Regions from separate parts of the Homo sapiens genome. Here region 2 is linked to region 1. The links are chromatin loops, found by intact Hi-C in ENCODE. Cell type or tissue: GM12878. All regions are shown on one strand.

Region 1 (5,000 bases):
CTTTGGAGCAAAATCTTTTTCTCCAGTCCTCATTTTTGGTAAAAACTAGTTATGAATAAACTTTAGACTTAAACTTGACCTGATTATTTGCATAAAGTGCAGCAAGAATGGTTATTTTTACATAGACCTTTTGGATTGACTTTGATGAAACTGTTCCACAAGGAATTTCACATAAGACTTCTAAAGCCAAGCCCAGCCATGGGTTTGTGTCCTCTAATACCTGTGTGTTTGGTGAGCCTATCCTCTCGAGGTCCCAAGATAAACTTGGAGCTTCCAGACCTGTTAGAAAGTGTCATTCTTTACTGACCACAGGTTAGGAATCCTGTGCGGGGACTGTGCAGACAAGGCATGAGGCCAGTTCTTCCTAAGGGGCTTTTTTTAATTGGCTTTGCCTGTCACGCTTGATTCCTTAAAGGGAAACACACACTTTCAGTCAAAGCCTTGGTAAAATAACCAGTTTTTCCAGTTGTGTCCTGTTGATGAAGAAAAATGGATTCTTACTGCACTGATGCAAACAACTATATTGCCATAAGTTAAGAGTACTCACAGATAGTTTCCAAATTCTAGAGGAACCAGGCAGAGAAAAATAAACATGCTCCAAATTTTGTTTACAGGAGTATACCTTACTCAATTATTAAAGGCCATAAATAGTTTAAAATAACTTTCCTTGATGCTGAAAATCAAAACAAGGATCAGCAGTATTCCAAGCAAAAGTTAAAAAGGTTACTTTCACTTTCTGAGTGTAGTCCATTTAGTTAACTTTTGTTTTGCTTGAGATTTGTCAACATGTCAGTTTTTTATGAGCTCTGTACTTTCTTTATTTCAATATTACAATCTTTAAAGCTATTAAAAACCTGCATTTGAGAACACCTGTTAAAGTCCTTAATATAGCTTGATGATAAACTGTCTTTTGAGAAGGAACAAAGCAAGACAACAATTGTTTGTGAATGACAAATTTCCAGGACAGTTATAGTTAAAAATATGACTGACAAGTTTATTTATCTTCATGGTTTACAGTAACTTTACCATTAATTATGATTGATAGCATATACTTAGACATTAGCATTTTAGAAATCCCATACAATTTTGGAACATATATTAGTATTATTCACCAAAATATAACTTAAAGAAGATTGGACATCATTTCGGCAATCTCATGTGACTAAACATCTCAAATGATCCTGTTTACCTCTTTTCTGAATGTTTCAGGGGCCTTCTGAACTATCCAAAAAGCCAGGCATCATGAAGGACAATTTCCAGATTGCCGTAAATTATTTTGCCAAAATGATGACTCAAAAGGAAAAAACCTTTCATTAGCCTTTACTGTGACATGAAAATTTTGTGCAAAGCCAAATTTTACCCTTGCATTAGTTTATTAATGTTAACCCCAATTCGTTTACATGAAACCGTGTGGATTATTCCATCTAATCCTAACCAATTTGACCATGAGGTGAAATCTTTACAAACCTTTCATAACCCTTTTACTAAAGGGCAGATTAGTGTCTTAAGAGCTCCTTGCTATGCTTTTATTTTAATGCTTAATTTATGAGAAGACCATCTGGATGCTATGGGAGAAGACAGCGTAGTGCTTGTACCATGCATGTCATTACAAGGCAGCCCAAAGCCAATTGGCTTATTTTGTAATCAGCTCATGCCTGATGGGAGTCTCATCTCTCAGTCGGGAGTGGGGATGTTTCCTTATCTTCCAGGTGGTCAAGAGCATGCTTCTCTGATTTATAACTACTATCAGCCATCCCTTACAGTGTATTTTCTACCTAGTTATTACACACCAAAACTCTCACAATGCGAAGTAATTTCTGATACCCCCAAAACTCAAAACCATCAGATAACACAAGCAAAACAGAACAGAGCCGTTGATTTTGAGAGGGATTTAGCTCCTTTTAATTCCTGGGGTTTCATGAGGAAAACAGAGGATTTTCCCCAAAACAGGGTTTGTGATGCCTCCTCTGTTTTTCCCCAGAAGTCCCATACTACCAGAAGTTATTTTAGGGCCTTTTATGCATGCATTAAGAGTGGTAAGACACAAAATGGAGAAAAATAATTCAGTTAACTGAGAAGAAAAGAGCCTTTTTCCAGAAAAACAAGATTCAAGAAGAGAAAAACATGAAGGACTTTTAAATATACCTATAACTTGAGTATCTACTTTTAGTTAAGCTGGGCACTCTTTAAGAAAATCCTTTTAAATCCCTTGTTACTTGACTTTAGCCACACCAAGCATTTAAGATGTTCCGCTTTTGAACTTTACAAAAAGTCCCCTTACAGGTGAAACCAACAAGCCTTAATTAGGTTATGACTTAACCGTGAGTGTACAAGGTATTTTTAAAGGAGTGATAGGCAGCTTTTGAAACTGTCATTGCAAAACTGTCACTGAGACAGTGAAAGAGATTTGACCCAAACAACTTCATTTTGTTTCCAGCCCCAAAGCTGTCCTTGCCCATGTCTGGGCGTAGGCCGAACCAACTTTGGGAAGAGCTGGGTTTACAGTCTATAGTCTAAAACAGTCTATAGGTTTACAGTCTATACTCTATAGTGGCTACACCATTTAATATTCCCACCAACAGTGCACAAGTGTTCCAGTTTCTCCACATCCTCGCCAACGAGTTATTTTTGTTTATTTTAATAATGGCCATCCTAATGGTGTGAGGTGGTATCTCATTGGGATTTTGATTTGCATTTCTCTAATGACTAGTGATGTTGAGCATCTTTTCATGTAATTGTTGGCCATTTGAATATCATCTTTGGAGAAATGTCCTTTCGAGTACTTTGCGCATTTTTTAATTGAGTTCTTTGTTTTTTGTTATTTTTATATATTTTTAAAAGGAAATCATTTGCAAATGTGGCCATCGTATTGCTGCAAACAAATTGCTGCCAGTACAGATTACATTGTTAAGCATGATGGTTGAAAATATATATCACATTTAGACCATTACTGGCCACAAGGAACTGATATTATTTGATGTGGTTTTTGAGGTTCGTTCTTTGTCTTGCTGTTACTCTTCTAGATACATATCTATTTGTTGAGTATAGCCTGGTGTCATCACCCTAGGTCCTACATGTTAAGATTCCTAAGGTTCAGACAATAGATGGAGGATAAAGAGTTGATTCTAAGAGTCTTTTAAAATTCTGCCCATGTTTATGCATATATACGACATACAGTCAAATCCATCCCCAACATCATCTTTGAGTGTATGATGAGACAGAAGAGATCTGAAATTTAGAGGCCTTGGAATTATTTAGCTAGTCGCTAGCTATTTTCCCCTGGGTCACTCACCTGACTGTTCTGTCACTACATTTTCTCACTGGTAAAATAAGTTCAGATACTCTCAAAGGCCACTCCTTATTCTAGGATGCTATGAAAGTGAGTAGGATTTTCCTATCTCCTCTTCTGTGTACCTCAGATTGCATTGTTACTCCTGACATTCATCTTGACTTAATCTTGCCAGCTTAAAAAAGTTGTTGTGAAAAGAGATGAGTGTTTCTCTGTTGACTTGTGATTATGTGAACAGTGCAGAGTGCAAGCCCTCTCTCTGCTTCTGTCTGGTCTGTCTCTGTCCTTCCCCCTTTCTGTCTGTGTCTCTTGCTGTTTTTCTCTATGTGGCATTTTCTTTCACTCTGTCTCTTGTCACTCTTGTAATATGCGGTTCTGATTCACGTTCAACTGTCAACATAGCAAGGGGGAAATGGTCCCAGGCTGCATAAATCCACAATGGGAGTGATTTCTCTGCTCTTTATTAAGATTTTTGTTGATGTATGTGACATTCAACAGGATTTATCCCAAACACAAGAGCGTTATTAATTATTTATAAAACATTTCTGAGCATCTGCTCTTGTGCCAGGCACCGTGCTTGACCCTGGGGACACAGGAAGTATAGTTTCCTGCCTTCAGATAGCTCCCGCACTAGTGAGGGAGGGGCATTAATATGTATAGGTGCTTGATAAAGGTAGCTAGGCCTGAGGAGTCTGCACTGTGTGGCAGGCAATCAGTCCAGTAATGGGAAGGAGACAGAAGTGTGAGCAAAGTCCTGGAGGCGTGAGACAGCCATAGTCTGTGGTTCAGTGTAGGGTGTTTATAGCAGAGTGTGCTGAGTTAGTGTGGGGAATGTGGGCAGTGGCAAACTTAGCTCGCAAAGCTTAGGCTTTGAATGGTTTCTGTAAGGCAATTAGCAAGACATCCAATTTTGTGATCAGATTTCTATTTTAGACAGATCCCAGTGCGGATAAGATGAGGATAGATTGGGGCCATGAGGCTAGGAGCCCACTCGAGGCCCGGCACAGAAGAAATGATGTGATATCATGTAGGGTAGTAACAGAGAGACTAGAAGGTAGGGTTGGGCTCAGGAAATTTTAGGAGAAAACATTGAAAGATCTTGGATCCTTATGTGAGGCAGAGGCAGAGTGACCCTATGGCTTAACACCTAAATTGGGGTCTGGCTGCCTTTGAGACTTGCAGGGGCACTGTTAATAACTGTGTTGCATGTCTCGGTGCAAACTGGGATTGACCTGGGTAAAGTGGGTGTTTAATCACAGTAGGTAAACATGAGCCAGAAAGAAAATGGTTCCTAGGTTTCTGCCTTGGGAGCTGGGTAGATGAGAAACAGGAGAAAAAACAGGTCTGGAGAAGAAGATGATGAGTTCAATTTTGGCCAGGTGAGTACAGGAGTATAATTTTTTTTTTTTTTTTGAGACAGGTTCTCACTCTGTTGCCCAGGCTGGAGTGCAGTGGCACAGTCATGGCTCTCTGCATCCTTGACCAACTGGGCTCGGTCGATCCTCCCACCTCAGCCTCCTGAGTAGTTGGGACTATAAGCATATGCCCCCATGCCCGGCTAATTTTTGTATAGTTTTTGTGGAGATGGGGTTTCGCCACATTGTCCATGCTGAGCTCAACTGATCCACCCACCTCGGCTTCCCAGAGTGCTGGGATTACAGGCGTGAGCCACCGTATTTGAGCAGGAATATAAAAATGTGAATTTAAACAA
Region 2 (5,000 bases), 160 kb after region 1:
AAAAATTTTTGTGAAAAGAATGACATTGATTTATATTTTTGCAAATCTTTTTCGGGTCTGGTCTAAGAAGACAACTAGCTTCTTATACCAGCTTCTGTATTCAGTCTGATGCTCTTAAGTTGTTTTGGTTACCCCAGATATTTTGTTAGAAAAGGGAAAAGTGTGTTAATAGACTTTTGAGAAAATTGTGGCTATTCATTCTTTGACACTCTACCAAAACCGGAAAAGTAGTAGTTTTTTAAAAGTTAGTTGCATTGTGAAATCTGAAATTATATCAATGACTGATATAATTTTTCACTTGTTACATTGAAATCGATTAGTCTATCTTGCAATTTTGAATGGATCATTCACTCTTTCATGATTGTGTGAAATCGTGCATCATTCAATTAGAAATATTGGTTCAGTGAGTTATGTAACTCTTTTAAGCGTCGACACATTTCATTATCTAAGATCAAAAAATCACATTCATTAGTATCATCACCAATCCTATCAGGAATGCCTTAAGTATTGGGAAATATGGAGACACATTTTCCAACGTTGACAATTTTCCAAATTTGCTTGAATTTTATCATTGGCCAAAAACACTGTCAGTTCTTGAAGTGGCAGGCTCATTGCATTTATTATCTCTGCCATCATTGGTCTGTCAGTACTTCTTCCATGTAAAAATAATGTTCCATGAAAAAGAGTTGCTGGTTCAGCTCACAGTTGAATCTCAGATGCACATTTCCTTGAGACAACCTTGTGCTTCAGCGTGTACCACGGGTTCTCTGTGTGTGTTTCCCACTGAGTCACACAGAATATAAAAAAGGCATATCAAGGGTTGAAACTTAATAAAGGTAATAATTTGTAGTGCTTTTTAAGGACGTTTTAAATATTCTCTTTTTTTCCAGCTTTAATGGATGAAACAAATTGTTGTTTTTTTCCTTGTAAGTGTGAGATGGTAAAAAATGCAGTGACTGCCAGTATAAGCTGGTGCCACTACCTTGATCCCAGCTAAGGCACCCACAGTTTTATCTACTGTTGCTTTTGCACCAAAGATGTAAGTGGCAATACAGCGAAAAGGGCAAATAAAGTCTTAATAGTATGAAAATGCTTTGACCTTACAAATCCCTGAAAGGGTTTTGGAGACCCCCACAGGTCTGCAGAACAGTCTTTTAAAACTCCTCACTAGATATACAGTTTGACATAGACAAGACGTTTTTCTTGTAAAGGGGGAAGATAGATAATAAACAAAATACATCAGGGGTGCTGTAACCAAAACAAAGCAGTGCGCTGTGACAGAGGGGTTATCTCAGGTGGGATGGCCCTGAAAGGCTGCGGAGGCAGTGACGTTTAAGATGAAACTTAAGAGCAGGTCGACTGGGATAGCCAGCCCAGGCTTGATGGCAAGAGCTCACAGGGAATGTTCCAGGGGCAGCAGAAGAACCCCTGTGCTGAGCATGGTGAGGAGGGGGAAGCGCAGGGAGAGAAAAGGTCAGTGAGGCTGTCAAGGGCTACACTGATCGGGCCTGAGGAACCAAGGTGAGAGCTGGATTTTATTCTGAGTGCAACGAGGATGTCCTTGGAGGGGTGTGAAGCAAGGTGAAAGGTCATGTCCACCTTGTAGCCTCAGGAAGTCTCCCCTCACCCCACTTCCACCTCCATTCTTCTCTAGGGGGCCACGACTGGGTTTGAAACTCTAAACCCTAGTTATGAAGTTGTAAATATAAGTAAAAAAGAAAATCCCAAAAGATTACATACAGCATGGTATTCATTTTATAAAATAAACAACTTACTAAAACCTCAGAGCTATCTACAAAGGAAGTCAAGGGAGCAATAAACAAGGATTCAGAACAGTGATTCCCTGAGAGAGGGCAGGCAGGAGGATGAGTTGGGGAAGACTCCACAGATGGACAAAAGTCCTCATCCGAGTTCCGGTTCTGGGGGTGAGTGGGGTTTTGTGGGTGTTTGTGATCTTATTAAGTAAGGGTGAGTGAGTGAAGGTGACAGGCCACGAATGGGCCACTCGCGAGTGTGTCGGGAGCCGTGGGTCATGACAGACCCAAGTACGTGCCCCTGGGTTTGATATAAAAAGAGAATAAGGGTAGAAAAGAAACAAAGCTCATATCTATATATTTCATTTATTTACATGCCGTTTGATTTCTAGCTTGTTCAACCCTAGTTATTGCAAATATCAAGTGTAGTATCATGGGTCATGGGAAAAGGCTGCTGGATTCAAAACTCGGCTTTGTGTGCACCCTTGGACACGCTGCAGACCCTTCCAGGCCTCAGTGTCTTCATCTTCTTCATCTATGATGTGGAATAATTGCAGGATCCGCTCATAGGCTTGTTGAGAACATCGAACAGGACAATGCCTGTGAACCGCTGTCACAAGCCTCTCAGTCACGTTTACTGCACAGGTGGAGATTCTCTCTCCTGTATACACTGCCTCTCTCGATCCATTTTTCCTTTCTTTATGTAACTGGGAAAAACCAAGAATGAAGCAGGTTTGTTTTTGTTTTGCGTGTGAGGAAAAGGTTGTTGAATCTGTTCTCAAGAATGTTTGAATTAAATTCTCTTTGCCTGGGGATGGTATTTTTATCTTATATGATTGTTCTTTGAACAAGCAGTAAGAAAACAAAATGAAATTGGGAGGCTCCTTGCTTTCTTCCTGAAAAGAGGCTTCAGGGCTTTGGGCCAAACTGTGCCTTGAAATGAATTTTAGAAGCGGCCACAGCAGGCGGTCTCTGTTGTGAGGGGCCCAGCTAGTAACAGGCACACTCCCCCAAGACAGAGGAAACACCCTGCAGAGCGGTGGCCACGCTGGGCTGTCCACCGCACAGGGGCTGTCAGAGAAAGAGTGGGCTCGGCGGGAAAGGAAGGGCCGCCCCAGTGGGTTACACGGGAGGCCGCTCCAGGCAAGGGTTTTCAATTTCAGTTCCCTTTTCCCCACACTGCATGGTTTCACTTCTCTGATGGGGCTTAGAATCTGCGCCATTAGGCAGCTTCCACAGCTTAGACGCCTTTCCTAAGGAAGGGTTGGCACAGGGCTGTCAGCCATCAGAGACCTGAGAGGGCAACCACCGGTGCCCTCCCTGCTGGATTCAAGAGGAGCTGGGTGATTCTGGGTTCCAGGATGAAGAGGAGCTAGCAGGGACAAGGAGTAAGCAGAATGTTTGCACACAGGAAATGACAGGGGACTCCGTTGCTGGAGCCATCCCTTCCCTTTGTGGTCATCACGAAATATCCATGACCATAGTAGTGCCACTGTGGCCTGAGTCTCAGGATTGCCTGTGCCCATGAGGTGGCCAGAGCCAGCTCTGAGTCCCCAGGGTGGCCCACAGCCAAGGAACAGAGCCCCCAGGACGCAAAAAGAAACCACCACTAGTTGAGAAGGGAGGAGGAGAACTCCTCTCATGACTGTGCCTGGCAGGAGACAGCGCATCCTGCAGCCTGAGCCTGGTGCTCTACGGGGGCCAGCCGAGGCTAAGACTGTCCCTCACGGAAGGATCTTGAGGCTTCTGTGTCCTCCCCGACACTGGCTGCACTCACCTCCCCTCAGCCTCTGTGCATAGCAGCCCACCGTACTTCAGGACCACTCTTTGTAATCAGGGAATTCTTCTTTACATTGAGCCATAATCTGCCCCATAATTTCCACAGATGAATCCTAATTCAGGTCTCCACAGTAACATGAAATACATCTGCCCCTTTTTGGAATATATGTTAGGTCTACTCTGTGTCCTGCACCATGCCAGGCAGCAGACAAGACACAGACATAGACCTTTCCTTCCAGGAGACTAAAACGTAGTGGGGCAGATGCCATTAAACAAATAATCACACAAAATTCTAAAGATGAAATGAAGTTTCTCGCTATTACCGTGTTACCACACGTGGAAAACAGTCAGCTATGTCTTCTGTCTAAGGGAAGGTATTTTGCAATGGCCTGACTTAAAAGCCGTGGGATTTCCATGAAATCTCTGGATGATGCGGAGCAGACACCCCAGTGCTGAGCAGCTTTCTTTAGTTGAAAGAGAGGGTTAGTGATGGCCAAATTCGTAGCCTGTTTTGGGGATGGCGTGATGACTTTGAACATGGGCGCTGGGGTGTATGGAGGAAGGTGAAAGGTGTCCGTGGGGAGAAAATTGGAAAGGAGCTTTGGAGGCAGGTTGGGCAAGGCATTAAGTGCCAGAGTAAGAAGTTGGAACTGCGTTTGATGATCATCAGGTGAGAAGACCTTTGAGCAGGGAGGGAAGTTAGGTCTGAGTTTTGAGGCAGTTATTTTAAAATGGTTCCAAGCATGGCCTCTGCAGCCTGGCTGCCCGGGCTCCAGTCCTGGCCACTGGCAGTGGGAAGAGTTACCTGGCCTCCCTGTGCCTCAGTTTCTACATCTGTAAAACAGAAATAATAGTGGTATGTACTTAAAAGAGCAAATGAGTTGATGCATGTGACATTTTTGGAGCTTTGCCTAGCTGTGGAAAAGTGCTTTAAAAAGGTTAGCTGGGGCCAGGCATGGTGGCTCACACCTGTAATCCCAGCACTTTGAGAGGCCAAAGCTGGTGGATCAGTTGAGCTCAGGAGTTCGAGACCAGCCTGGCCAACATGGCGAAACCCCGTGTCTACTAAAAATACAAAAATTAGCTGGGCGTGGCGCGCACACCTGTAATCCCAGCTACTCGGGAGGCTGAGGCAGGAGAATCGCTTGAACCAGAGAGGCAGAGGTTGCAGTGAGTCGAGATGGGGCCACTGCACTCCAGCCTGGGCAACAGAGCAAGACTCTGCCTCTAAATAAATAAATAAGGGTAAGCTGGTATTATAATCACCACCATTGTCATCATCATTGTTGGAATAGGCATTGGAAGGAGGTGGATGAATTTGGGTCAGTGGGTGTCATTCACAGTAGGGCACAGTAGAGGCCTGACTTTAAAAGACTAGGTATGCTGCCACCTTCCTCAAAACGGCACCTGCACTGTGTTCACTCACATAAGTAGAAACCTGGCTCTTTTTTTCTTTTTAGAATCTTT

What was found. A loop is a pair of places that touch in the nucleus more often than their neighbours do. Peaks named below come from ENCODE experiments on the same cell type or tissue, not always from the same donor. Only the 100,000 strongest peaks of a DNase experiment are listed, where the experiment ranks them.
Region 2: it touches region 1 in a loop (8-fold over the local background); 1 of 110 quality-filtered maps calls a loop at or near these places.

What each region holds. Positions count from the first base shown.
Region 1 is chr6:5,564,553-5,569,552 of GRCh38, forward strand. All of the region lies in intron 5 of FARS2 (phenylalanyl-tRNA synthetase 2, mitochondrial), which reads left to right. Among named protein-coding and RNA genes, the nearest start is that of FARS2-AS1, 110 kb to the left of the region's middle. In GM12878, no CTCF peak of the experiment used is centred here; DNase peaks (open chromatin) are centred at 2,339 and 2,989; H3K4me3 peaks cover 1,147 bases; H3K27ac peaks cover 4,022 bases.
Region 2 is chr6:5,721,174-5,726,173 of GRCh38, forward strand. All of the region lies in intron 6 of FARS2 (phenylalanyl-tRNA synthetase 2, mitochondrial), which reads left to right. Among named protein-coding and RNA genes, the nearest start is that of FARS2-AS1, 270 kb to the left of the region's middle. RefSeq lists an enhancer at 2,814-3,133. In GM12878, no CTCF peak of the experiment used is centred here; DNase peaks (open chromatin) are centred at 3,048 and 3,168; H3K4me3 peaks cover 1,476 bases; H3K27ac peaks cover 1,488 bases.